Regions from separate parts of the Mus musculus genome. Here regions 2, 3, 4, 5, 6 and 7 are each linked to region 1. A link is a loop called in an ENCODE intact Hi-C map of the cell type or tissue named here. Cell type or tissue: left cerebral cortex. All regions are shown on one strand. Region 1 holds the start of Lratd1 (LRAT domain containing 1). Region 2 has its middle 30 kb from the start of Gm35890. Region 3 has its middle 210 kb from the start of Lratd1. Region 4 has its middle 33 kb from the start of Gm40840. Region 5 holds the start of Gm36007 (a long non-coding RNA gene). Region 6 has its middle 33 kb from the start of Gm35725. Region 7 has its middle 180 kb from the start of Gm35890.

The links. A loop is a pair of places that touch in the nucleus more often than their neighbours do. Peaks named below come from ENCODE experiments on the same cell type or tissue, not always from the same donor. Only the 100,000 strongest peaks of a DNase experiment are listed, where the experiment ranks them.
Region 2: a loop joins it to region 1, with 3.0 times the contacts of the local background. A loop is called at or near these places in 2 of 42 quality-filtered maps.
Region 3: it touches region 1 in a loop (12-fold over the local background); 2 of 42 quality-filtered maps call a loop at or near these places.
Region 4: it touches region 1 in a loop (7-fold over the local background); 10 of 42 quality-filtered maps call a loop at or near these places.
Region 5: a loop joins it to region 1, with 4 times the contacts of the local background. A loop is called at or near these places in 2 of 42 quality-filtered maps.
Region 6: a loop joins it to region 1, with 4 times the contacts of the local background. A loop is called at or near these places in 5 of 42 quality-filtered maps.
Region 7: it touches region 1 in a loop (2.4-fold over the local background); 4 of 42 quality-filtered maps call a loop at or near these places.

Annotation. Positions count from the first base shown.
Region 1 is chr12:14,148,354-14,152,353 of GRCm38, reverse strand. It overlaps Lratd1 (LRAT domain containing 1), which reads left to right and starts at 316. Exons shown (of 2, transcript NM_029007.2): 1 at 316-532; 2 at 1,594-4,000. The coding sequence starts at 1,630. The coding sequence ends at 2,508. In left cerebral cortex, CTCF peaks have their summits at 1,157, 1,363 and 2,200 (motif pointing left); DNase peaks (open chromatin) are centred at 1,744, 2,176, 2,884, 3,335 and 2 more places; H3K4me3 peaks cover 3,905 bases; H3K27ac peaks cover 2,960 bases.
Region 2 is chr12:13,696,530-13,700,529 of GRCm38, reverse strand. No RefSeq gene overlaps it. Among named protein-coding and RNA genes, the nearest start is that of Gm35890, 30 kb to the right of the region's middle. In left cerebral cortex, no CTCF peak of the experiment used is centred here; DNase peaks (open chromatin) are centred at 458, 1,192 and 1,518; H3K27ac peaks cover 390 bases.
Region 3 is chr12:13,937,552-13,941,551 of GRCm38, reverse strand. No RefSeq gene overlaps it. Among named protein-coding and RNA genes, the nearest start is that of Lratd1, 210 kb to the left of the region's middle. In left cerebral cortex, no CTCF peak of the experiment used is centred here; a DNase peak (open chromatin) is centred at 1,863; H3K27ac peaks cover 339 bases.
Region 4 is chr12:14,314,170-14,318,169 of GRCm38, reverse strand. No RefSeq gene overlaps it. Among named protein-coding and RNA genes, the nearest start is that of Gm40840, 33 kb to the right of the region's middle. In left cerebral cortex, a CTCF peak has its summit at 2,077; DNase peaks (open chromatin) are centred at 1,652 and 2,098.
Region 5 is chr12:14,233,726-14,237,725 of GRCm38, reverse strand. It overlaps Gm36007 (a long non-coding RNA gene), which reads right to left and starts at 3,723. Exons shown (of 5, transcript XR_872499.1): 1 at 3,642-3,723. In left cerebral cortex, no CTCF peak of the experiment used is centred here; DNase peaks (open chromatin) are centred at 648 and 2,174.
Region 6 is chr12:13,592,599-13,596,598 of GRCm38, reverse strand. It overlaps a transcript of Nbas not described here. Among named protein-coding and RNA genes, the nearest start is that of Gm35725, 33 kb to the left of the region's middle. In left cerebral cortex, no CTCF peak of the experiment used is centred here; a DNase peak (open chromatin) is centred at 1,759.
Region 7 is chr12:13,842,370-13,846,369 of GRCm38, reverse strand. No RefSeq gene overlaps it. Among named protein-coding and RNA genes, the nearest start is that of Gm35890, 180 kb to the right of the region's middle. In left cerebral cortex, a CTCF peak has its summit at 1,644 (motif pointing left); DNase peaks (open chromatin) are centred at 1,102 and 1,664.

The DNA of each region.
Region 1 (4,000 bases):
CGAACGCGGGCGGACTGTGTTCTCAGTTACTAGGGACTCGGTTGCAAAGGAGCAGCTGGGTGTACTAGCCACGCCCCTCTTATGCTCCCCACGGGTGCTCACACCTACGCTCCCAATGCGTTGAGGCTGGGGAATGCTGGGGGCTGGGCAGGGCGGAGCACAAAGGAAACCCGCCCCTGATTCCACCCCCAGCCGAGATTGGCAGGGCTCGGGGACGAGTCCTAGCCAATGGGCGCGTTCCGGGGCGGGCCTGGAAAACGGCTGTTCAAGGGATTTAAGAGTCGTCCGCGCGGCTGTAGGAAAGCGGAGTGGAGCCAGGACTTGCCAGGTGGAGCAGACGCCCAAGCCAGCGTAGACACGGAGCGCATCCGCACCGCTCTGGGTACCTCACCTCACTGCTCGTCTCCGGATAGATCGGAACCGCAGTCCCACGCGACTCCAGGACCCACTCGCCACTGCCGCCTCCACAGCACCCATGGGGACCTGGAGACTTTAAAAGGAGTTTGGGGTTTCGGGCGCAGGGAAATCACGGGTACGGAAAAGCCGCTTTCTTTGCCTTAAAAAATGGTTTTTCTTCGTCCGATTGTGTGAATTGTGTGCTGGGTTGAAGAGAGGGGCTCTTCGGGTTGAAAGTAGACGTCTTCACACACACACACACACACACACACACACACACACACACACACACACACACACCACTAATACTCACCATGGGTTTCGCCTTGCCTCCCCTGTCTCTTTGTTAGGTTATTTTAGACAGAGCAGCCTCGCCCTGGCGCAGTCCGATTGGCTCTATGAAAAAGGCAAGCAAGGAGAGGGCAGAGTGCACCTGCCTGCGTGGGCAGGTGTGTCCCAGTGCTTGAGAGTACGCGCATTGACAAGTGTGCAGGCGTTCGTCCGGAATTGTGTAGGAATTGGGGGTAGATGGTGCCAATGTGTGGTCTCCAAGATGTTTCATTGTGGGTGTATGACATTAGCATTGTGGGTGTATGTACCAGGCTGTCAGTGCCTGGACTCCAAGTGTGCAAAATGCTGATGGCAAGTGAATGCCTGCAAACGAGTCTTGCCCTTGTGAAAGAAGCTGTCGGGGATCGGGTGTGACCCAGTCCAAAACGAGTAGGTGGGCTACAAAGGATGGCGACCACAATGTGAGCTCAGCTTGCTGTATTTCGGGCCTTGGGGCTTCTCTTGACACCCTCCCTTCCTTCTGGGTATATCACCAATCTGCCACAACCTGCGCTCTCTTCGCCCACTTGAACCTTACATGCTCTCTAGCCCGCCTGTGGTTTCTACTGTGGAAGTTACCGGGCAGGGTTCCTGGGCAGAGTCAGAGGCTGGCTGAGCTGGTATGCTGTCTATTCTGGCCCTGAGACTGGTGCCTTTTTCTGTGCCCCCCCTTTTTTCTTTTCTTTCTTTCTTTTTTTTTCCCCCCCTTTTAACCCCAGGTCGGATCTGCAAAGTTGGCTGTCGCAGGCGACTCAGTGCCGGTGGTCAGGCAAGCTGCAGGCCCCTGGGGAACTGAACGCCTTGGGGAAGGGACACCAGGAGGGTCAACCCGGACTCTGATGGTGTCTATCCTCTCTCCCTCGGCAGATCTCAGTTGCTGGCCCTGGCCTCGCCGCGTCATTGATGGGCAACCAACTGGACCGCATCACCCACCTCAACTACAGCGAGTTGCCCACTGGGGACCCATCTGGGATTGAGAAGGACGAGCTGCGAGTCGGGGTTGCCTACTTCTTCTCGGATGAGGAGGAGGACCTGGACGAACGCGGGCAGCCGGACAAGTTTGGTGTGAAGGGCCCCCCAGGTTGCAGCCCTTGCCCAGAGAGCCCCAGCCGCCACCACCACCACCTGCTGCACCAGCTCGTCCTCAACGAGACTCAGTTCTCCGCCTTCCGGGGCCAGGAATGCATCTTTTCCAAAGTGACCGGCGGCCCTCAGGGCGCCGACTTGAGTGTCTACGCGGTCACTGCGCTGCCGGCGATCTGCGAGCCAGGCGACCTGCTAGAGCTCTTGTGGCTACAGCCGGCGACCGAGCAGCCCGCGCCAGCCCCTCACTGGGCCGTCTACGTGGGCGGCGGGCAGATCATCCACCTGCACCAAGGCGAGATCCGCCAGGACAGCCTGTACCAGGCGGGCGCGGCCAACGTGGGCCGGGTGGTGAATAGCTGGTACCGCTACCGCCCGCTGGTGGCCGAGCTAGTGGTGCAGAACGCCTGTGGCCACCTGGGCCTCAAGAGCGAGGAGATCTGCTGGACGAACTCCGAGAGCTTCGCTGCCTGGTGCCGCTTTGGAAAGCGCGAGTTCAAGGCTGGCGGGGAGGTCCCCGCAGGAACGCAGCCGCCGCAACAGCAGTATTATCTCAAAGTGCATCTGGAGGAGAACAAAGTCCACACGGCCCGGTTCCACAGCCTGGAGGACCTCATCCGCGAGAAGCGTCGCATAGACGCCAGTGGCCGCCTGCGAGTGCTGCAGGAGCTTGAGGACTTTGTGGACGACAAGGAGTAGCCTCAGAGGGGCAGCTCGGCGTGCCAGTTCCCACGCCCGGAGTTCCCTTTCGGTCCCCGCAGTTCTGCACCCCATGTTCCCCTAACGCGCCCGCCCAGGGCCAGCGGCTGGAAGCTTCGGGAACTCACCACCACCCACCGCACTGGGCGGGAGCAGCTGCGCGCTCCTAAGACAACCCTGGTGTTGGTGATCATGCCAGGGTAATCCAGCCTGCGCCTCTGCCCTGGGTTGTGAAGGGAAAGAGGGAGTGGGCAAAAGGGGAGCAAGGACACTACCTTTCCAGGGAGCCAAGGGTCAGTGACTCTTCTGCAGACAGGGCAAATATCCTTAGTCACAGGGAACCGTCACCCACCACCCCCAGATGTGCACACACAAACCAGTCGGAGGTGAGAGTTGGTCTTTTCAGGACACAATTCAACTCCCGAATGGAGAGTGGATGTGCCCCCGGATATCAGAATTCCCATGAAACCGAGCCTGTCTCTGTACTTTGGAGCACTTCAGGGACTCCAGGTTACCCTGAGGCTGCCTGGAACTGTCTTGCAGCTCTCCAGCCCAGAGTCTCCTGACAAAGCATTCCAGGCTGAGCTAGATAGGATTGACTTCTCAGTTTGAGCAACTGGAAGCCGATGCCATTCCCGGCTTGACCGACACTTGCCAGAAGGAAAGCCTTCTGGGTCCCGGGAGGAAAATGGTTGAAGCACCTTTTTGGGAGAGGAGGGCCTGCTGGCTCCGGAAAAGGAGCTAATTCACCTGGCCTGTGGGCACTTGAACTTAGGAAGGAGGAGGCTTTTTGCTCGGAAGCCCTTGATTGCTTCCCTTCTCACTCAGAGTCCTGTATTCAGCGGGACTGAAGGAGAGGGAGGCAGGGAAGATCTACAACATTCCAGAAACCAGCATTAGGACAGCCTAGCCAGTGTCTTTAGTTTGGCTTTTCCTAACTAGAAGGCAGGAGGCAGGAGGCAGGTGGAGATTGTTTGTAAAATGAAACAGCAGTTTTCCAACGATATCAACAAAGCCTACAGTGTCGATGCTTCTCTTGATCATTTTTAGTAACATGCTAATGAAATTTCAAATTGAAATTTTTATTTTCATGGCTTTAATCCATGATAGCTTAAATACTGGGGGCCATTAGGAGTGGAATTTAGCTAAGACCTTAGCTGACATTGCTTTCACTCTGGTTTTTCTCAACTCTTATGAGAATTCTGTTTGGGGATATTATAATTATTCCTTTTTTTTTTTTTTTTCCTGGCTTTACAAAGTAGGCCTGCAATGGTGGAGCTGTTTATTAGTGTGTATATTGTACTGAATTTTTTCAGTTCAAGGGTCTGCTGCTTTGGTGAAAATTGCTAGCAAGTTCCATGAGGGTTCTTTTCTTCATTCTGTTTACCATCATCATCTCATCTTTGCATTCCCCCCTCTCCTCACCTCTTGATCCCCCTTGAAAGGAATTTAGAGTTCATGGGCTTTGGGGCCCGCTTTTGTAGCTTGTCCT
Region 2 (4,000 bases), 450 kb after region 1:
ACCTGCTTTCTTGAGATCTGAATAAGACATCCCCCTCCCCATTCTCGAGGAACAGCATTCCACAGCACTCTCTTCCTCCAGCTGTATCGAGGACCTTCACCTGTGTTGTGTGGGAAAATCCTGGTACACAGCCTCGCAGATCTGCACTGATCTGCAACAGAGATGCAGGAGATAGAGTGGTTGTGTATTGTCCTTCAACACCACTGCTGTGTCCTCATCATATCTGTAACCATGGCGCTCAGGGAATCTGCACATAAGCCTTTCAGCAACTCCAGGGGCATCTTCTTGTCTCATCAACCCACACTCAACCTCCATCAGTTTATTAGGCCTTCTATCTGAACCCCTCCCATGCACAACTGCCTGCCTGCATGAGCATAGTTTCATGACTCTCCCACCAACAGGAACTGCCTCTCCATGGATTTTCCCCTGGTTCCTATTCCTGCAGTATTTAAGGCCTTCAGAGAGAGTCATGGATTTGAACTTGGCCCAGCTTTTTTTCATCACGGGGTTCCGTTTCTTCCAGATCTCTGCATTCTTGATGAGGCTCAATTTGGCATATTTTTACAGCTAATGTTTATTTTAGATCTTGAAGCTTAATTTGAATGGGCTAAAAACTCAACTGAAGTGTCTTGCTGAAATTCACATAAATCCTAAAACTTAAAAAAAAAATACTTTTAAAAGTCAAATCCTACATCTAACACCATAAAATGTCTTAACCACTATATATGGATAGTTATAGGATTTAAAGAGACTGTCATGTAAATCCAACACATCCAGAGTATAGCTTTACTCTTTAGGTTCCTGCAGATCTTGTAATGAGTATAATTTGAAGGGAAGTAGATAGAAAAAAATCCCCTTCTGGAGCCACAAGAACTGTTGTGATGTGGAAATGGGAAGATTTTCTATTTTTATTATACTTATTTTCCCCCACTTTAATACTGAACATGGTTTTATTTTAGTTAATTGTACAGAAGAGCATCTGAATGAGTTCACACAAGGGAGAAAATTGTCTTCTCACTAACTTGTTACTAACTACAGGGTGGAATGTGAAATGATGGGACCTAACTAATGACCCACTCTGCACTGGAGCACAAGTGTCCCAGACAGTCCCCCAGACCCACTCTCCAGGGACAGAAGTGCTCTGCCATAGCATTAGGAAGTGAGCTGGGGCATCACTGGCCCCTCTTCCCATTGCTGAAGGCCAGCAGCAGCCTTGCTGGTCCCAAGTCAAGCACAACTTCCTGTTCTATTGCAGATCAGACTAAGGGTGATTCAGCTCAATAGCCAGACACAGCCACCAAACGACCAGGCTGTGACCTCTTCATACTTGCCATTGCGTTCTAACAAGACAGCTATTTTCTCATTTCAGAGATAAGCTTCCTCCAGTTAACTTATTCTGGTTTGGGTTGGAAATGTCTCTCAGAGGAGTGAGTCAGATCTGGGTGTAAATGAGGTCCCTTAAGAATGGGTTGTTTGAAACTATTCTTAGCATTTTCAGATGACTCTCACTCCTGCGTCCTTCCACACAGGTGTGTGTTCTGCCTGTGCTTGGTCCACTTTCTACTTCTCAGCCTGCTGTGACACAGCAAAGGGGACTCTTGCCAGATTCTGTGCTGTTTAAGTCAAATAAGCCTTATTTCTGGAGGAGAGAAGGACGGGGAGAAGAAAGGGGGAGGGAGAAGAAAGGGGAAAGGAAGGCAGGGCAGAAGGGACAGTTGGAGAGGAGAAGACAGAAAAGCAGAGGGAAAGCAAGGATATGAGAGGGACAGGGTACAGAAGAGAAGGGATGGAAGAGGTGGATAAGGCCCTGGAGGACGGAAGAAATTTGGAGGAGAATAGGAAAGTGAAGGGGAAGAGAGGAAGGAATCAGAGGAGAGGAAAATGGAGGAGAGAGAAGGAGAAAAGAGGAGAGGAGAGGGGAGGAAGAGGAGGCAGCCGTGAATAGGGAGAGGAGGGGAGAGAGGGATAGAAGGATGGCGAGAAAGTAGACACAGGGAAAGAAGACAGAAAGGGGAAAGAGAAGAAGAGAGGAGAGACTCCCAAAGACCAGAGGTCATGTGCTTAAAGGCTTGCTCACTCAGCAGAGGTGTTAAGGCAGGAAAGAGAGAGCTTTAGAAAATGAGCCCTAATTAGATGGTAGATTACTAAGAGTGTACTGAGGGTGTACCCTTATAAGAGAAGTAAGAGTTGCTTCCATAGATAGATAGATAGATAGATAGATAGATAGATAGATAGTGTGTGTGTGTGTGTGTGTGTGTGTGTGTGTGTGCTTCCAGCTACGATGAAGTGAGCAAATTTCCCTGCCACACCCTTCTACCATAACTTTCTGCCTTACCAAAGACCCAGAAGCAATGATTCCAGCTAACAGCCGACTGAAATCCTGTGCCAGAATAAACCTCTCCTCCTTCTAAATTGTTTCCCTCAGGTATTTTGTGACAGTGTCAGGTGGCTAATACACACAGGTCATCTTCTCCATTCCTCATCCTGCTTAGATCTACCAGTCACAGGGAACCTCAGCCCCCCCCCCCCATGCTTAGGTACTGTCCTGCTCATTAAGGCTTAGTTGGACAGGCAATTTCACGTTCCTCAATGAAGCCACTGCCTGGATCAGTTGCAGGTAAGTATGCAACACACTGGTACCTGTGAGGCAGGAAAAATATACCAGTAAGCCTAGGTGACACAGAGGAAAGGATCGAACCCTAGAGCTGGGTCCAGACTGAGAAACCATATGGGCAGAATCTCCAGTGGGGAAGTCATCTAGGGGCAGAGGCTTTGCAGGTAAACCAAGAAGGTAACGTGCACCACAGCTCCTCAGGTTGCCATCAGCCTGTCAAGAGCTTCAATCCCACCTGCTGCCAAGTTGAACCATGTACAGAGCCAGTGCTGTCCCTCCTGCCAAGCCTGCCCTTGCTTGAGCTCCCCTATGTAGACGACCTCTCCATCCTATCCCCTATCTAGGCAACCTCTTCATCCTTCATCCTTGGTTTCCTTGGACCTTCCTGCTGGGATCCCTTACGTCTCCAGGAGCCAGAGACTCTCTGTGGCCCAACAAGTGCTCAGGAGCTTCCCACTCCAATGCCCTGAGCCTCGATACGGCCCCAGTATGCTCTGACAAGAAAAGGAGTGGTTTGTTGGAATTCAGGGGATACCAACCTTCCTCCTAGGATGTCAGCACCACAGACTTATTCAGCTAAAAGGAAAACTCACAGCTATTTTTTTTTCTCTCAAGTGGCATGGAATTGCCAGTCAGTCACAGGGTTGGGGAGCAGCCAGGAGAGTCTGACAGATCCATGAGGGGGATCCACTTTGGGGGCTGATGTCAGGTAACAGAGACCAGTGTGCCTGCTGCCTCCATCAAAGGTACTACAAGCCAGTTATGCACCCCTGCGTTCAGCAGCCGAGCCAAAGGAACATGGTGGGTGGGGGCTTATAAAGAAGTTGACAACAGCACTGGGTAGCCCAGGAGGAACCTAGCCAACTGATAGAGGGAGATACAAACACACACACGAACACACACACACACACACACACACACACACACACACTCAGAGAGAGAGAGAGAGAGAGAGAGAGAGAGAGATCATAGCTTTGTCTATGTGTGTACGTATGAGGGTGTCTGCTCTTGGCAGTCCCAGGCAGCTTATTTCAGCCAGAGCCTTAGGGACCCTGACTCAGAAACCTTAAAACATGAGTTTTAGCCCATCTTCAGTTCTAACTGGATGTGTGACTTCAGGCAAATTCTCCTGTCTGAGACTAGGTAGTGTCACCTGTGAATTATCCAGAAAGCTAGCTTTCTTCTGTCACTCAGGCTCTCTAAGGCCTGGATGCGTTTACGCTCAGGAACCTTATCCTGGAACTATTTTAAGGGACCTCCAAACCAGAGCCCAGTCCTCCTCCTAACTCTACCTCCTGTTACATGTGCTTTGAAACCTCCCTTCCTCTAACCAGACAGTGTCTACTAGAGCTTCATAGTCTTTCATTCAATACCCAAGGAGCTTCA
Region 3 (4,000 bases), 210 kb after region 1:
GTACAGAATTCCACATCTTCTTGATTGTTCTCTGAGGAAAAGATCTGTCTTCTTACTTGACTCTTGGGATCCCACCCATTTTTTTTATGATTCCATCTTAAAAACATGAACAACATTCAAGCCTCAGCTTGCCCTCAGCAACTACACTCCTCCTCAATGGAATGTACTCTTGGCTTTGTGAATTTGCCCTTGGATATGTGTTCCCCATCTGACTGTTTGCTCTCAGAGAGCAGAGCTCATGCTACCTACATTACTGCATCTCCCAAAACAGTTGATATCACTTAGATTTTCAGAGACTGTGTCATCATCCTGACATAGAACTGTGCAGACCTGTGGGGTCATTCTCTACTGCAAAGCTTAGAGAGTGGAGAAAGAACTCATCCTATGGAAGTCTTCTTTCACCTGAATAAAACAGCAAAAGCAAAAAGCACTATCCCATCTGGCACGGTTCCAGAAGATGAAGGTAATTCCTTCAAATAATTAGCCTGTTCCCTGAGGATAGGAGAGATGGTTTTCTCCAGACTAGAAAATGTTTGTCATTTATCTTTTTCATTAAGTCACCTTTCTCAGGGTTGAGACTTTAATGCTTCCCCAAATTGCTTATTAGTGTTCCTGTCTTAGAACTCTACCACATGTTGTCAGGAAAGTGTTTCTCTGTCTTTTAACCATGGAGAGCTTCCAAGATGATTATAAGAGTTTTCATTACATAGCATTTAACACTCCTCCTAGACAACTACCTTCTTTCAAAGAGAAACTTCAAGAACTCTTACCTCTGAGATACCCTCTCACCTGTCTCATAAGTTGCCCTTCACTTTGTATTCAACAAATAATACTGCATTTGTCTGCCTGACTGCCATCTGCCTGTCTCTATATAACACCATAAGTTCCTTGAGGATAATATCTGACTCTTGTTCATATTTATATCTCTATTGCTTTATATAGTGCCTAGAATGTGAGGAACATTAATAATTTGATGAAGTAAGAGGAAATGAAGGTTGATACTACCAGTCCATATTGGAGGGATGAGCCAAACAGATTCATACAGCCATTGCCAACATAGTCTCTCAGCAGCTAGGGCTGCCTATGATGCATCCCCATGATAAAAGTAGGCCTGTAAATAATTGATCACTGATTGCAAGGGGGCTCATGGAGTCTGATCCACTACTGCTAAACTATTGGTAACTGATGGATACTCATTGCTTCACTCGTGCACCAAATGGTAAGCCCACCAGGCTCTGGCAGAGGGTTTTAACCCTGTGGCCACATAGACGGCTCCAATTAAAACCAGGTGGTCACAAAACAAAAGAAAATACAGGAATGTGGGAAGGTGTCCTGTGGAGAGGACGGTTGGGGATAACAAGAGGAGGGGGCAGGTAAGAGTATAGGAAGTAAGCAAAGACAGAATGTGCTAGAAATGTGAGAAAGTATCGAAGAATAAAATTAATGAACAAAAAAAAATTCAAAAGGAGAGAAAAAACACATATTTTATATTCCTGTGGTAAACATATTCTCTAAAGGCATGATGGTCAGGACAGATTGTGGACTCCCATGTTATAAAACAGTGAGAATTCAAAACGGAAGTTAGCATTCTAAAGCTGGAATCTTGGCTTTGCATTAGACTGTGGTTTGGCAAGGGGCTTATTACCTGCCTTAATTTCTATCCCTGGTAGGATGAATGTGTGACTATTCATATTCCTCTGGACTCCTTCCTGCTGTCAACATCTCTAAAGCCATGATGGTACCATCCCTTCCACCCACAAAGCCTTTCTGTCCCGGCCATCAGTACTCTGCCACCCTGTTACGATACACCTCCACTCATCCTCCACATTTGCCTCTGCTCCATCTGTTTGGTCAGATTTGTCTCCAAGTACACTCATCCCTGTCCATCAGCTCCCTGGAAGCATGGCTTCTCTTAGAATCACCTCCTACTCGATGCCCAGTGAGCTGTCTTCTCACCCTCCTTCAGAAAGATCTGTAAGTTACTTGCCTCCCAGAAACTGAGATCAATCTGCAAACAGCCTTTGTACATGGGAAAGTGTATGGGAGTGCGGGGTGAGCATCCTGTAATAATAGCCACCATTAGAACATGCCAGTCGCTCTGACTTGTGTCAGCATCTCCCATTTCATGTAGGTCCTCCAATAACTCTGAGTTACTTCTCATAGTCACACATTCTAAAGAAGCTGATATTCAGGGTAGACCAGCAGAGTTAGACTAAGTGGTATAACAGACAGAATTTAATTTAATTTCAGGCCTTCTACTTGCAGCTCTTGTTGGCATCCACTTTCTCCAGAAGACACACACACACACACACACACACACACACACACACACCTGAAGATAAAGTCTTCATTAAAGCTGCTCTATCATTTGACTATTCTGTGATGACCATCTCTACCATCTCAGTGTAAGACCTGCACAAAGGACATACAGTTACCTTGTGCCAAACATCTGCAAAGCAGCCAATAGTGAACGATGAGCCCTATAGAAGCAAGGTCATATGTGGAGGATACTCAGAAGTGACATTCAAAACTGAGACCTCAAGCCGGGTGTGGTGACGCATGCCTTTAATCCCAGCACTTGGAAGGCAGAGGCAGGCAGATTTCAGAGTTCGAGGCCAGCCTGGTCTACAAAGTAAGTTCCATGACAGCCAGGGCTATACAGAGAAACCCTTTCTGGAAAAACAAAAACAAAAACAAAAAAACAAAACAAAACAAAAAAAGATACCTCATGACATGTCCATCCCCTTATACGAAGGAATTCAGCATTTTAGTGTTCCTATGAACTTGGGTTATATCTCTTTCCAGGGTGCTGATCCCTATATATGTGGAAACAACTTACTCCTTTTACATGTAGAAAAGCTGCTGCCTTCTCTGAGTCAGAGCCTACTCTAAGCAGCCTGTGGCCTCTAGGCTTCTTTCATCCTCAGAGGCTTCACCCTTTGCTCTGGGCCTGTGCATCCTGGTGCACACATAGCCCTGTGTCCCCCTGACCTTTGCCCCACTGGAGGAGGTCAGGTAGCCCAGTAGCCAGGTTAAACTCCCTCTCTCCTTAAAAGGTTATGTTCTCCAGCAGCTGGAATTCCTCCTTATGCAAATTGGGCATCCCCAACACCCTGGCCCTGCCCAATAATATACACTCACCTTGATAACCCCTACTGACCCCCAAAGTTTGAAAAAGCCTTTGTCTCCCTAAAATGAGCTGTCTTACCAAAGCTGCCTCCTGAGAGACTGCTCTCCCTGCACTCACCCCTACCTGCTGGTCCTACCTAATTTCCCTACCCAGTGGTTTCTATCACAGAATTATCACACCACTATGGGCAGAGAAGCAGAGCCTGAGCAGCAAACTGGCTGTCACTGTCTGGAACTTGCATCTTCCTTATCACTTGGCCATATACTCCTCAAGAGTTAAAGTGATTACCGTTATTTTCGTGACAACCAGGATAACTAACAAATGCTAAATGCTTCAACATACTTACAGATGAATAGATGGATGGATGGATGGATGGATGGATGGATGGATGGATGGATAAATGAATGATGCTTCTAGGATGATCCCACATCAAAGTTACTTTCTCTTTTCAAACCCTCATTACCCTATAGAACTCTCCCAAACCAAACAGCCCAAGACAGTGAATTTACAGCTGGCATATCTGCAAAACATTCTAAGATTTCTACTTTGTTCTTTTGTTTGTCAGAAAATATTGGTGTGAATTGTGAAATCCTGTTTACAGCATCTTCCAAGTATGTATCAAGGGGTCAGTGTATGAATTAGGAACCAGTTTGTGATACTTTGAACCATGGGAAAATGTAAGATGCCGAAGTGAAGAAATTCCAAAGACTTCAATTACATAAAAAAGCAGAAAATCTGAACAGAAGCAGATTCTTCCCATCATTTCCTATGCCACAGCACCACCATCTATGAAAAGTCATATGGTATTTATACTATTCTTTAATATTCATAATACAATAAGTATAATTAATCAGATCATAATGTTAGACA
Region 4 (4,000 bases), 170 kb before region 1:
AATCTCTGGGTAAGCCCCTGGGAGAGTGTGTTCCTGCCCATGTGTAAAGAAAGGAGAAAGCTTTAAGGATGATAACTACTTAGGATTTTTCTTTGTCTTTAGTTAACTGTCTTAGAATTTCTGATCTCTTCTTTGCCTATAGTGTTCTGGGTGGGAGAACGGGGTCACAGACTACTGTGGCAATTGTTTCTCGGCCAAGCACTGGGAGAGGAAACTGACTGCAATGTGGTGCTCTATTTATAATGTCAGAACTTATTGTTCTCAGAAGTGGAACTTTAGCCAAAGCACTAAGACAATAGGAAAAGCCTCATTCAGTATCCTATTTTAACAACACTGTGAATTGAAAAGGCCTTTTATCACTGCCGTTGCTGTTCTTAACTATTTAAGGGATGTGCTTAGAATACAGAGCTCTATCATCAACTATGGGATGGAGAAGAAGAAATGCTGGCATAAGATTATTTAAACAGTTCTGTAAATGACAAGAGTCTCCCCTGAACACAGATAAGGCTAAAGGTTTAGAGATGAGATGGGTCTCAATATGTAAGAATTGCAGGAAAGGTAATTCTCTTCAGCTCTACTTTAGGGTAAAACTGAAGCACAATAGAAAAGAAATCATTCAATAAATTGAAAGAACTATGGTGTGTGTATATGTAAGGGTTGGTATGGCGTGCTAGAGATGAAAACTTGGTCTTCATGCACACTACGCAAATGATGTATCAATATGATAAACTCCCATTGCTAACTGGGAAGATTTCAAAAACGGGGCTCTTAATTCCTGTCTTTGGGTGGTAGCCCGGGGCCAGCACAGATCTCTTATAAAATCCATATGACTTCAGGGAGTTTTTGCTGAAACAATAAGAAACAGGGATAAAAGATAAATTGTACCATGGTCCCATGGAACTCTGGCTGCCATGCTGGGGCACTCAGAATTGTCTGTATGTGTTAGAGGACAAGTAGACACCCCAGACACCCTTCTGAACCATCAGACACCATGTTGGATAAGAAAAAAGCAAGGCTACTACAACTGAAGTCTATGATTGGGCAGACTAGAAGACCATATGGATTCCAAATGGGCAAAGGTTGATAACAGATTGGGCAAAGGAAGCACACATTAGTAATGGTCAGAAAGAGACTCAAATGAGCCAATATCAGAGTGCTACTTCCCTGTCCACTCCATCCCCACCTAGAGCCAGGACTCTGCACAGATTACTTCGAAACCATGGTGGTGCTCTAATAATAAAGAAAGAAATGATGGGAATTACGTAGAAAAAATGAATTTGAGGGACTGGGCTTAAAATTAGAATTACTGAGTTAACTTTACTTGTGAAATTCCATTTTCTGTATCAGAAGTAAAAATAGATGGCATCTGAGCTAGGTTTAATTTAAATATTGAGACATACAAAGGAATACTTCATGTATCTGAACTTCACATTCAATTTTTAAGATAAATGCACTAAAGACAAGATGAAGGGCTGACTCCATGAGCTAAATAAAGCTGAGGATATAACCAGAACTCTACTCTTGATTTCAATTCTTGGCTAACACTAAAGGGGTAATTTCTAGAGCTGCTCTGGAGAGATCTGAGTGTTTAAAGAAGAAAGTGGCTTGCCAACACATTTGCTCCGCACTACAAGAATTCTTTTCTGCCATAGCCAAGCTGTGTAAACACAGCCGAACCCAAATTTCTGATTGATGAGCTCCTTGTTTTAATCCTTATTTATTTGCATACATATCTATGTGCACTCACATTGTATAACAAGACTATGGAAGATCTCTATTTTAGAAATGAAACTATTCAACTTGAGTATACATGCAGCATAGTGGGATCCTTAAGTAAGGACCCTCTGGAATATAAACTGCATGAGTCCAATCCTTGGTCTGTAATTGACTAAAGTTGTAATCTTATACAATGTCCTTATTTTGGCACCTTAGTTTCTCCATTTGTTAAAATCAAGCCAGTCACAGCATCTGTTTTATGAGTTGCCATGAATCATAAGCAAATGTGACACATATAGGAAAGTGTATAAAGGAGTGAGCTCTCTGTCTTTTCAGACAATCAACTTTGGACTAGCCAGCCACATGGTGGGGATATTGTCTTGGACTAAGTAACTGCCGAGCTCCTTCTCGATGCAGAACATTCCCTAGAAAAGAAGGTCTTGTGCCAAAGAACAGCATCCACTCTGAGATAAACCTACTGACGATTCTCATTTGGAAAAGCAGGCCAAATACACAATCTATTTAAAAACAAAGATAGAAATAGGCCAAGTCACCCCTGTGGCTGACTCAGCAGGCTGTCATGGAGCAGCCACTGGACAAAAGTCAAGAAACCTTGGCTGGCTCTAGTCCCAAGATTTGCTCTTGACTCCGTGTAGAGTTTCGGCAAAATCAGCTAATAGATATGGCTGGCAGTTTCTTCATTTCTAAAATGAGTATATTTTTTTTCTTAAAAAGTACTCATGAGAGCTAAATGAGCCAACATGAAATTGCTTTAAAAATGGTAAATCATAGTATGAATATAGGTATTATCATTTGCAGAGCTCAAATTACACTATACATCGTTAGTTCTGAAAATAACATACATAACCCAGATCTTGAGCTGAGACTAAACTATTATTTTAAACACTGGGATGGGAATAGAAGGCACTTCAAAGGTTCCTGAATTTATTTTTCTTTGCTACTCAAGGGTGGATTTAAATTTAATGCAGGTAGGTAGTGGTTTCGGGACAGGGGAAACAGATACATGTGTGCACAACCAAATAGCACAAGAGAGGGCCATATAGTTATACAAATATAAACCAGGGCTTTACCTATTGCTTTGGGGAATGATGTGGTCTGATTCATTTGGAATGCTGATGTCTCAGACCAGGAAACTCTATTTCTTCCAGACATATTTAGATTTAAATGCTGTCAAAATTTTCTTTAATAATTAAAAACATTACATTAGTGTGTGCATGGGTGTTTGTGTATATGTTGAGAGTATGTGTCTGTGCCTGTATGTTCATGAGCTCAAGTGTATGCATGAGTGTCTGTTTATGGGGGCAGGAGTATATGCATATCTGTGAATATATATACATGTGTGTGTGTTTGTGTATGTGCATGTGTATGTGTTTGGATATATGTGTGTATGCACATGCATATAAGCATATCTGGACATGTATGTATTTATATGTATATGTGTGTATGTGTGTATGCATGTATTTGCGTTTGCATGTGTGTGATTGTATATGTGTATGTGTGTATGCAGGCATACATATGTGTATATTTGTGTATGGAGATGTATACATGATATGACTGTGTATGTATTTGTGTGTGTGTGTGTGTGTGTGTGTGTGTGTGTGTGTGTAGTAGTAGGCATCCCATGGTATACCTATCAACATCATAGAACAACTTGCTAAAGCCAAATCTCATCTAAGTTAGCTGAGTCCCAGGGACTGAGCCCATGTTGTCTATCTTGCTCATAAGTGACTTAACCTATGGAGATATCTTAATGGCCCTCTGTCCTAATTTTTAAACAAATACTCAGGGACACTCTTCAGTAGGTGATTTAGAATCCTGACAGGTAGTCATGTAAGACTATAAGCATTTACAGGTTACTCTTAACAGGCAGAGGAGCATAAGCAAAATATTAAAGAAATCATCAATGCTTGTAAATACTCTAAAGGTAATAGGTAAATAAGAAGACCTACAGTAAGAAATGGCCTATGTACTTAGAGATGTACATGACCCCAGATGTTGTAAGGGGAGCTTGAAAAGAGGAATGGCATTGTGCTGGTTTAGTTGGCTGATTTGTTTGTTTTTATCAATTTGACAAAAGCTTTAGTTATATAGGAAAAAGGCACTTCAGATGCACAAATGCCTCCATTTTCACATGGGTGGGAGGGAAGGTCAGAGGAAGAAACTGTTGGTAGGGAAAGCAGGAAAACTGTGATCAGGATATAGTTTATGAGAGAACAATAAAAACTGAAAGGAAAGAAAGGAGGAAAGGAAAGAAGGAAGGAAG
Region 5 (4,000 bases), 85 kb before region 1:
ATCAAGATGATGACCTTGAAGTATGTCATCCTCCTGCTTTGACAAAGAGAACTACACAATGAAGCAATGGGCCAGAATTGAATTTAGGTCTCAGAGTTGCTCTTGAAATGTGGAGGAAAAAGAAGGAAGGAAGCCCTAGTGATACTTAGATACTTAGATGTTTTCTCAGAGCTACCAAAATGGTTGATACAAAATTGTGTTGTTTTGAGTTAGTCTCAAATCTCTGAAGACCTATAAACATAGTAAATTGACCCCTTCCCAGATTCGCATCTTTCATATGTACTGTCACTGCAGGTGAGACTGCTGTAGCTCTGGCTGGATTGGGGGTCTCTCCTTGACAGCAGGTGATAGGTGTTGGTCATGCTTCAGTCTCTAATGGCCAGAGAGTTTAATCAATACATTCAGGGCAATGTCTGTGGTTCATGCAGTTCTTCCACCTGCCTCATTCCTGCCATTTTAACCTTACTATAAGCATAATCAAGTTTTAATTTTTGTGGCCCCGAAGCTCATTTTCTTTACATGCCTTATCAACTTCATTACACTTTACTGGCCTATGTTACATTGAGCTAAACCCTTTTGAAATTCAAGAACAGAAACAAAATCAGACTTTAAAATCCCAGCAAGTGGGACACGTTGGAAAATGTCTCCAGCAGAACTTGGTGATGGTGAGTCACTTAAGCTAATTTGCTGCAAATCACTTCTAAATCCATTGCAGTGGTCAGATCTGCATGGGTAATTTCAGAAAAAAATGAGCTCCACTTACCTTATCCATCTGCAAATCCACTTAGTCTTATAGGTGGAATGATAATAAATTCCATTATGTTTTATTGAAAACATCTCAATGATTATAGATCTGTTTATGAGGACATTGACTCCTTTTTTTTAAAGCACAGAATTGTGGGCATAGCTGTGCATGTCCTTGTACTAACTCTGAAGCATGAATGTGACTTTACTAAACATGAGCTAATTACAGGTTTCCTAGTATGCAGTTGCTTATGTTCTTAGCAGTCACCTTGCCACTGAGTTGAGTGTATCACAATATATCTCTGCAACAAAATACCTCCTCATTTCAGACCATAAAGTGTTCAGTGTTTGTTACAGTTATGTCAAGTTCAACCAGATAAACCCTAGCTTGTCAGAGGCACTGAAAATTCCCTTTGTGTTGCTATACCTCATTATATTTTGATAGTCATGGTAAAGGGTTACACTAAACCATGTTTAATTCTCTTTACAGTATTTGAGTTATGTATTCTCACTTGTTTATAGATGTATATACCCAGGAGATTTGACTAAGGTAGGGTATAAAGTGCACAGAAGTGTCAGAACCTATAGCTTTGGGCTGGAGTTTTTCTTCCACTGGGTTATTTCATCTCTAGGGTAGAGTCTAGAACAGACTCCAACAGAAATAGGAACCCTGATTCTCTGATCATGTGGCTATTCACCAGAACCTTGCCCTCTGACCATACAGATTGAACATTGGCGAGATGCTGGCTTCTGGAGGGTGAGCGTCCTAACAGAAGAGAGAAATAGGACCTGACACAAGTAAGTGACATGAGATCTGGCATTAGAACCCAGGGTTTCTCCACTTCGTGGTGCTTACCTCTAAAGATTCCACAGGTGGAAGGGCCCACAGTTACAGAAATGCATTTAACATCTGCAACCAAGTTCTGTTCAGGGACACAATCCCTGAAAGGCAACCCATTTTCCAAAAGATAGTACTGTACACATGCATACATAGGCAGCACTAAGTGGACTCAGGGGATTCGAGAAGGAAAAGTGGGAGGAATATAGGGGGTATTATATGGAAGGAACAAAGGGTGTGTGTGTGTGTGTGTGTGTGTGTGTGTGTGTGTGTGTGTAATTCTCAAACAATAAATTAAAAATAAATAATTTTTATACAAAGATGTATTCATTATCAGTTGAGATAAATTTGGGAGGAATTCTTGGGAATGACAAAGTCCCTATTTTTTTTTTTAAAAGGAGGAAAGTAGAAGGGAAACTACCAGGGTAAAGGATTCATGTGATGAAGTTATATAAAATTGTCACTAATGTATTATGCGGGGCTAGACATGTGGGTGAGTTGGCCTTAGCACAGTGTCCGGGGAGGAATGGAAGGAATTGAAATTCATGAAATAGACAGAAGCCAGTGCCAACTCTAAATATAAAACAACCAAAAATCATATGCTGTGCCTACATGTTCTGCCCTGAGCCTTCTTTACCCTGCCAGCTTTGAGTGCCAGGATAACACAGCATATTTTCTCTTATGGGGCAAGAAACAGTGGGGGGTGACAATCTCTGAGTTGTTCAGACTTGAAAGTGTTGTTCTTAACCACCAAACTCAGACACTATGGCGGATGCCAACAAGAGCCTGATGACAGGAGACTGATATAGCTGTCTCCTGAGGGCCTTTGTCAGTGCCTGGAAAATACAGAAGTGGATGCTTACAATCAACCATAGGACAGAGTACAGGGTCCCCAGTGAAGGAGCTAGAGAAACACCTAGGGAGCTGAAGGGGACTGAAGCCCCATAGGAGGAACAACAATATGAACTAACCAGTATCCCCAGAGCTCCTTGGAACTAAACCACCAATCAAAGAAAACACATAGTGGGACTCTTGTCTCTAGCTACATATGTGGCAGAGCATGGTCTAGATGGCCATCAATGGGAGGAGAGGTCCTAAGTCCTGTGAAGGTTCTATGCCCCAGTATAGGGGAATGCCAGGACTGGGAATGGGAGTGGGTGGGTTGGGGAGCAGTGGGAGGAGGGAGGAGATAAGAGATTTTCGAAGGGGAAACCAGAAAAGGGGATAACATTTGAAATATAAATAAAGAAAATATCTAATAAAAAATAAAAAATTAAAAAAGAAAAAAAAAGAAAATTTTTATTTGTAAGTATTAAAGGGAGTTGATCACTGAGAGTACTGACAATTTCTTAAGATTTCTCAGGTTACCAAGAAAAGTGCTTCTCTATACTTCATCTAATACTGTGACAAAAGGGCATGGTGACATAGAACATGGGTTTATGAGTAGTACAATTATGTTGACTAGAACATTGTGCTATAACCTAGAGCCAAAGGACCACCATTGTGTCTCTATTCTGGCCTTAATTTGCCTTGAAACTGTGAACTGAGAACCACTTCTCTCTGAGCTTTCTTATTCGATGGGGCCCCTTTTAATCCTGACAATATGATTCTCATGCTCAAGCATCAGTTTTCCTTTGTGTGTGACAGAACCCTTGCTTGTAATATTAAAATCATAGTAGTACCACATGGTCAGTCCTCTGTAGGAATTAAATAAAATCACCTCCTTTTTAAGGGTTTAAATACATTTCTGATATATGGTAAGCATCAATGTATGTCCAGTCTGCAATGTGTGACTGTTTGTACAGCACATAATCCAAAGTCTCATTATTTTTCAAATGTAAATTTAAATCAATTTAAAGATATGTTAGGAAGAAGAATTCCATTAGGGTAAATTGGTCATATAGAATTCCAATTACAATCATGTGAGAAACTGTTAATGAGCTTGCCGTTGACTTTGGGATTCTGCATTGTGACTTGGATGCCCTCAAAATGACTTCATCCGTTCATGCGCAGACAATACCACCCAGATGAAAGGAGAATTCACAGGCCTTAAACATACCACATATTTTCAAGCATGCTCATTTTACAAATGGCTTCTTTTGTACTTTATTGGATCTCTTCTTCCTGGAAGATCCTGACCTGGAGGCAAAACAGAGAAAGAATTCCCTAAGTTAAACCAGGGGAAATTATTAATAAGAATAGCATTGATCAAGAAAACGGAAGAGGGGTGACAAACATAGACACTCTAAGCTGAATGGACAGATCTTGTGTCAACCGGTGGGGACACTGAAAGATTAAAGGCAAAGGCTTAACTACTTGGAAGAACTAAAGGTTAATCTTAGAAGAGAAGATCTGGAATGAGTGATGACTCAGGGTCTAAAAGCATAGAGCATGGCAGTTGATGGGAATTTTTCTCTT
Region 6 (4,000 bases), 560 kb after region 1:
AATCCCTCCATTGGAAGTCTTGTTACAGGAGATGGCCAGTTCAGGCTCTGTATCTCCATTGCTAGGAATCTTAGCTAGGGTCACCCTGATAGATTCCTCCCCTTTTCTGAAGAGAAAGGGAGGAGGAGTGGATGGGGGAGGGGAGGTAGGGAGAAGAGGGAGGGGAAGCTGCAGTCAAGATGTAAATAAATAAACAATTTTTTAAAAAGCAGCAGAAGAGTGAACAGTGCTCAGCCTACCCGCTCCCTCCTTCCCTCTCGTTTTTATTCATTTCAGCATCCCAGCTCCTGTAATGATGCTACCAACATCTCACCATCTAGGGTAAGTCTTCCTATCTTAGCTAAGTCACTGCTGAACCTTCCTCACAGACATGCATGTCCAGAGGTGTGTCTTTTCAGTGATTTTAGATTTTGTCAACTTGACTCTCAATACTAACCATTACTGTGCTCCTTTCCACAGCCACAAACTCAGTTCTTATTGATGAGAGATCCATACAAGGTCCTCATCAAACAGTGTCCCTCGATGAAGTGGGAGACTGATGCATTCGTTCTGCCCACAAAGCAACACAGAACAGCAATGCATCTTGTGAGGATCCTTCAACCTGGACTCTGCAGAGCAGAATCCTCAAGAAGGAATATATATATATATATATATATATATATATATATTCCTGTATATGTGTATATATATATACATATATATGTGTTATGTGACAAGGCTATCTGCACATCACTACCTAATCACTGGACCATACAATCACCATCCAGATTTCCCTCCCATCCAAACCCGAGTTTGGATTCCAGAACACATGAAAGCCAGATAGGTAGCAAACATCTGCAGTCTTAGTGCCCCTAAAGGCATATGAGAGGTAGACACAGAGCATCCCCCAGATGCTCACAGACCAGAAGCTCCCATGGCATACATAGTGGAAATCAAGAGGCCCTGTGTCTCAAACAAGGTGGAAGATGAGGATTCATATTTAAGGTTGTCTTCTGACCTCTTCATATGTACTGTGGCACACCCAAACACACACACACATACACAGAAAGAGACACAGAGACAGACAGAGACAGAGTAGGACTGCCTTTTGTATCACTATTACAATATTTGAATACTTCACATTAAGTCTAGGTTTCTGCATTAGAAAGGAAAGCACTACAGCAAGAATCACTTGGAAAAGCCCAAGTCCTTGCATGTAAAGTTAGCAGGGGTCTGGGGGAAGACTATGGAGCACTGGGATGGAGGATGGGATCCAGTGTGGAAGTGCTCTACTCCCACGTTGCTACGTGTGAATGGGCATCCTAGCTGTGTCTCTTAATCCCTCCTGCCTCTGTGTCCTCGCCTGAGGAGTGAGGAAGGCATTGCATAAAACCAAGGTTGAGGTAGCACCTTGCAGATTGTGCAAGGCATTGACAATAAATGGGAATAACCCTGGTTTTTATCCTGAATCCCAGCCATTCTGCATATCTGGAACTTATGAGACCAGTGGCTCAGAAAGCTTGGGACTATCTGGACCTCATTTTTAGTCACTCTCGAAAGCCATTCTCTAAGCGGAGGGCCTTGAGCAACAGAGATCCACGTGATCTGGGAATGATCCAGGTTAAAGCCTCCACTGGACAGAAGCCCGGTGCATGCAGTGGTCCCCCCTATTAGGAAGCCCTCTGGCCCTAAGACTGACAGTACCTACCATGGTTAACTATCAGTCAGACTCTGGGCTTGAACAAGCAGGATGTTGCCATGACAACCTCTTGCAAGTGTTCCCAGAAGGAATGACAAGGCCAAGGGCTTAGTTGCTATTTCCCTTCCCGTCAAGAAGTCTGAAAGCAAGAATGGTTCTGGGTACGAGGTCTCCTAATGCTAGCAGGCACACAGGTCCTGCCTGGGTTACACAGGTGGTAAGTGGCAGCTTTGGCACATGTCTTCAAACCAGCCCATCACTCTACACTGGCTGCTACTCAGCAAACATCAGACTTTTGGGGGAAACTGTCTTTTCTGCACATACCTTCCATTGCCTCTGCTTTGGACTCTGGGCAAGCAGTCGTGGGGGCCTGCCACAAGCTCTTTACACTGCCTAGGTGGGCGTCTGGCTGTGGGAAGTCACGGAACACCAATCCTCGGGGATAGAGAGAGAGCAGTCTGGGGTCCCTGGGCCTCACAGAGTCCAGGGATGATAGGTTCTAGCTCTTGGGCATTGCAGGACGTCGCTGGACACCCCCAGAAGAGCTGAGAATGGATGGGGGGTGCCCAGAGGTGGCTCGGTCTGCCCCAGGGCTGAAGGGAAGAGGGGAAGGGGGAGAAGGCACTGGGTGGTTCTCATGCAAGCAAGAGTCTTTGGCTAGCCTAGGCTGCTAGCTTGGCGTGCTGCTTGGTTTGGCTGGAGCCTAGAAAGGCCTCTCAGATCTGCGGCTCTTTAGAGGAAAGTCTGCTCTAATGCTCCAGTAGGTGGATCTCGATGAGCAGAGATGGTCCATGGTTTTAAAGCTTTATTGTAGAAAGGAAGAGAGAGAGAAAGAGAGAGAGAGAGAGAGAGAGAGAGAGAGAGAGAGAGAGAGAGAGAGAGAGAGAGAGAGAAGTGGAGGGCAGCCATGACCACGTGGAGAGAAGGGAGGGAGGCAAAGGGTGAAAGAGGTAAGAACAAGGCAAGAGAGAAAGAGGGTAAGAGAGAGAGAAGGGGCCAAACAGTCCCTTTCATAGTAGGCTGGGCTACCTTGCTGTTGCCAGATAACTGTGGGGAGGAGCATAACTGGCTATTGCCAGGTTAACTGTGGAGGTGAGATCTAGCCAGAATACCAGGAGCTTGGGACACTCTCTACATGACTGATAGTCACAATATTATGGAGTTGAGGACGTGGTATCACGTGCCTGCGTCTGGGAATGTGGCTCACTGTTTCATCCCTTGTAGAGTTTTCTACTGGGTCTCCAGAGTAAGCCTCGCTCCAACAGAACACAGACTGCCTTTCTCCATCCCACACCCTGTTTCTCTGCCACCCATCTAAGAAGATTTCCATCCTTTCGATCCTGGTCCCTTACTTCTCTCTTCTTTCTTCTGAAGTTACAGCCTGAACCCCATTTAGAACTGGCCTGAGATCCTCTGTTTACCTGAGGAGGTGGCAGAGAGGCACTGTTTCTTCCTTGGTGATTGAAGTATGACAATGAGCTTCAGGCTTCCACCCATGCAGAGAAGGTCATCTGCAGGAAGGAGCCTGACCCAGCAGCAGAGAAATGCAGATCTAGCTGGTACCCGGGGCAAAAGAGAAACAAGATAGCATCTGAGCTCACTGACCCAGTCCTCTTGGCCCTGCTCTTCTGTGCTTGGTTACCAGTGTAGAGAATGGCCCCTTCCTAGCCTAGCCTGTCTTTGCAATGCACATTTCTGCCATTGCCCAAGCTTTCAAGGTAAATTACCACCCCTTTTTCTTAAGGAATCTACCTTTCTTTTGTTCTTGTGGTTTTATTTTTTTAATATTTTTTATTATTACGTATTTTCCTCAATTACATTTAGAATGCTATCCCAAAAGTTCCCCATACCCTCCCCCCCCCCACTTCCCTACCCACCCATTCCCATATTTTTGGCCCTGGCATTCCCCTGTACTGGGGGATATAAAGTTTGTGTGTCCAATGGGCCTCTCTTTCCAGTGATGACCTACTAGGCCATTTTTTGATACATATGCAGCTAGAGTCAAGAGCTCCGGGGTACTGGTTAGTTCATAATGTTGTTGCACCTACAGGGTTGCAGATCTCTTTAGCTCCTTGGATACTTTCTCTAGCTCCTCCATTGGGGGCCCTGTGCTCCATCCAATAGCTGACTGTGAGCATCTACTTATGTGTTTGCTAGGCCCCGGACTAGTCTCACAAGAGACAGCTATATCAGGGTCCTTTCAGCAAAATCTTGCTAGTGTATGCAATGGTGTCATCGTTTGGAGGCTAATTATGGGATGGATCTCTGGATATGGCAGTCTCTAGATGGTCCATCCTTTTGTCTCAGCTCCAAACTTTGTCT
Region 7 (4,000 bases), 310 kb after region 1:
CATTTCAGAGAATCAAACAACTACACAGTCCTGTGGTGAAGAAACCATCATATAGAGAAAGGCAAAGAGAAGAGAAAGGGAAGGCAGCTTGAATCAAGGACAGGGACCAAGCTCAATAAAAAGAATTTAGGTCAGAGTGTTCATGAATGACTGTGAATATGAAAACAAACCAAAGCCTTAAAGTGTCTCAGTGTCTACTGGGTGACTTCGTTCCAGGAAAGAGGGAGAAATACTATATTTATGAGCTGTTCTTTACTATAGACAAACCATTTAATGAGAATATTCACAATCTATCTGCAGAAGCTGACTAAATACAACCACAGTCCAGTCTCTCTCTCTTCTCTATGTGTGTCTATCTGCCTCTTTCTGTGTGTTTGCATATAAGTATGCACATGCTCTCTCTCTCTCTCTCTCTCTCTCTCACACACACACACACACACACACACACACACACACACGATAACTTTTCTAAATGTATAAGTGGAAAACTGGTAAAACAAACAAACTTCAAGTAAAAACAGCAAATCTCTCTGAGTGTTTTTTAGCAGATGACCCCAGGTAACAAGTGGGACTGATTTAACCACCAGAGCCAACCTCCTGGTACTAAGACTACTACAAAGAAACACAGGCTTTTACAGGTGGCAAGAGTCAAAGTGCATGGGGGAAAGCAGAAGAAAAGAATTTTACGTGCACATACTCATAGCCAGCTTCTTCTCTGTCTCTGAGGTGGCAATGAAGCATTTGAAGAAAATATTCACCTCAGTAGAAAAATCATATACTTGTTTTCAAAAGACCACCATTATGTGCCTGCTTCTTTCACTGGAGGCTGGTGGCCACCAGCCTGAGATAAGGAAGGCAAAAAGCAGGGTTCAGTCGGCTACAAGTATGGACAGAATGACCTCTGGAGATTGCTGCAGCGAGACAAGTCTACTTTATTGTTTCAGCAATAGGGTATATAAAGGCTTTTGGGGGAGGGGTGCAAGTAAAAACAGCTAATTGGCCATGGCATCAAGCGCACAGGAAGTGCTGATTGGTTATAAGACATCACCTAATTAACATGCAGGCAGAAAGCCAGAGCAGGATGTGTGCTGAGTTATGCAGCCTTGCAGAGAGCTCTGTACAAGGGCACTTATCAGACAAGGCCAGCCACCTGTGTCAAGGACACTCTCAGGCAGAAACCGGAAGCCGCGCTGAGAAAGGGAGCCCTCCTTTTTGTGCTGAGCTCATGAAACTATTTTAATAGCTAGGTTCCCCAACACACCATAATGATAAAAATTTTGATTTTAAACAATTTAAGGAGGTGTCGATGTTAGACTCAACACTGAAATTTTACAATGGAGAAACAGAAATGCAAGGACGAATGCCTGCTCCCCTACAGTAGGGTTACATCTGATAGGATGTCAATACAGCCTACACCAGATGTGCCCAAAGCACTTGGGAGACAGAGGCAGGCGGTTTTCTGAGTTCAAGGACAGCCTTCTCTACAAAGTGAGTTCCAGGACAGCCAGGACTATACAGAGAAACCCTGTCTCGAAAAAACAAAACAAAACAAAACAAACAAACAAACAAAAAAGACAGTTGCAAGAGAAGTAACTCCCCTTCACTCGCACCACCACATTAGGTTGGGTCAGGCGCCCCCTTCTGGACACTCTGAGAAGTGTGGAAGTTTCTCAATCTGTTTACACTATTTTATAAATTGTGCTTTTCTCCTTAGAACGCAAACCCTGTGAAAACACTGGCTACACTCTGACAAATAGAGCGATTGCAGTGAGTACTCCACAAACATTTGTTGGCAGGTGTTTAATCCAAATGCTTTGAATGTTGTCCTATTGGGCCCTGGCCTTCATTGTTTCTGATAAGAAGTCAACTCTAGGTCACACTAAAGTTCCTTCCTGAGTGATTCTTTCTTTTAAGAATAAATTCACTGACTGAAGATACCAAAATTAGATGGTCAGACCCCGAGGTATAATAGTGGAATCAAAGGAGACACATGCTGCCACCATGCCAACCAGACCCACCTGACTCAACTGCCCACTCTCTTGAGAACAGAGGCAGGGCCACGGCTCTCTTTGATGGCTTTGATGCCCTCTCTGTCAGGTCCTCAGACAAGAAACAAAGAGCCAATAATCTGACCAATAAAGAAATAAACAAGATCCATGTGTATACATAAACATGTGTAATTGAACTCAGAGGTTAGTAATAGCCAAAAAACTTTAAAAACTAAAGGAATAGATGAAATTTAGAGAGAAATGGGGGGGGGATGTGTCAGTGGATGGATAGGATCAATGTACATTATATATGTGAATTTATAATACAATACCTATAATATATTTTGTATAACTTCATGGAACTTTCAAACAAAAATAATGCTAAGAAAGAGCAATAGAAATGTCTGTAGCATGCAGACCCATGGTAGGTATACATGCTTATAGACTGTGATATTGCTATGTCAGGAACAGCATGTCATGTGGGGAGAGTGACCTAGGAAAAGTGGGGGAAGGCTAAGATGATCATAAAATCTCTAATGCAATGCAGAGCAGACTACGTGAGACTCCTGCAGGAGGAAAGACAAAGGCTGAGCAGCTGCTGCTGCTGCCTTGCCTCATGGAATCTTTTTGCCAGTCTCAACTTGCCAGAGGCCAAAGGCAGTTTTCCCAAGAGGACTTGCCCAGAGACTCAATCTGAAACATCGTCTGTCTCACTTCTTGTCTGCTCACGCTCTCTCTCCTCACTCCCTTACATATACCCTTTGCCCCAGAGACTGTGCATGTATGCATACACGTCCCCCCTCTCTCTCCCCCTCCCCTCTCCCTCCCCCTTCCCCTCGCCTCCCACTCACCTTCTCCCTCTCTCTGTTTTGTGTATTGGTGGGTATACATGGTTACAGTCTGTGATATTTCTGAGGGAAAAATATGTTTCTCAAACCATCTTTTGGTCCTCTTCCCTAATTTGATTTCTAGAATCTAGTGAATGCTCTACACTAACAGTTGTCTACTTCATGCCACCCTCGGGGGCTGAATGGCCCTTTCACAGCGTATGCCTAAAGAAAATACAGATATTTCCATCACAATTCATGCCAGCATCAGAAATATAGTTATGAAGTAGCAATGAAAATAATTTTATGGCTGGAGGTCACAACAACAGGAGGAACTGTATTAAAGGGTAGCAGTGCTAGGGAGGTAGGAACCACTGCTCTAGACACAGTGAGTAGAACAGCAGGAGTAGTGACAGAGTACCCATCTTTAACTAAAGCTAGGACCACACATGACTTTTATCCACTTGCTTCATCCACTCCTAAAAGCAATTCCAAAGAATACATGCTTATTTTATTATCTCCACTTTACAGTCATCCTCATAAAGTTTGAGGGGTTTTTAAAAATGCAAGATGAAGTGATGTGCTTTCCAGGGGCAGAACCAAGATTTATGCTCACGTGTTATCAGTGCCAGGGTCTCTATCTCCCTGATTAACTGAATGCACAACGTGGCATCCACAGACACATAATCACACTTCATGCCTGTGATGTGTGTATGTGTATATAAATCAAAGACATACATATCCTGGAGACCCAATTTAAACTCTCTCACTCTTATTGCTGGCTACCTTGCTCTTACCCTGAAAACTGGATCATGGGGTTCTAAACCCTTATATATAACCCAAATACAACAGAAGTCATGAAGGTGCCGTGGTCCACCGGACATTCCTTTACAAATTCAAGATAGGATGGAATAGAAAGAAGCCTGCCTCCTAGGACTTAGGGCTTTTCCATTGTTTTCCAGTTTCTCTTATGTTGCAAAAGCAATCTCAATTTTCAATCCAGAAAAACCCTTTGAACCAATGCACTAAAGAATTTCCTACTAACAAATCCAAAAACTCCAAGTGCTGGGCTCTTGCTATACCTTGGTTAGATAACAAGGGACCTACACCATAATCATGGCTTATTTTCACTATTCTGATCAGTTTACTGTCTTCTCCTCCAAAGGCTATTGTCAGAATGATTTT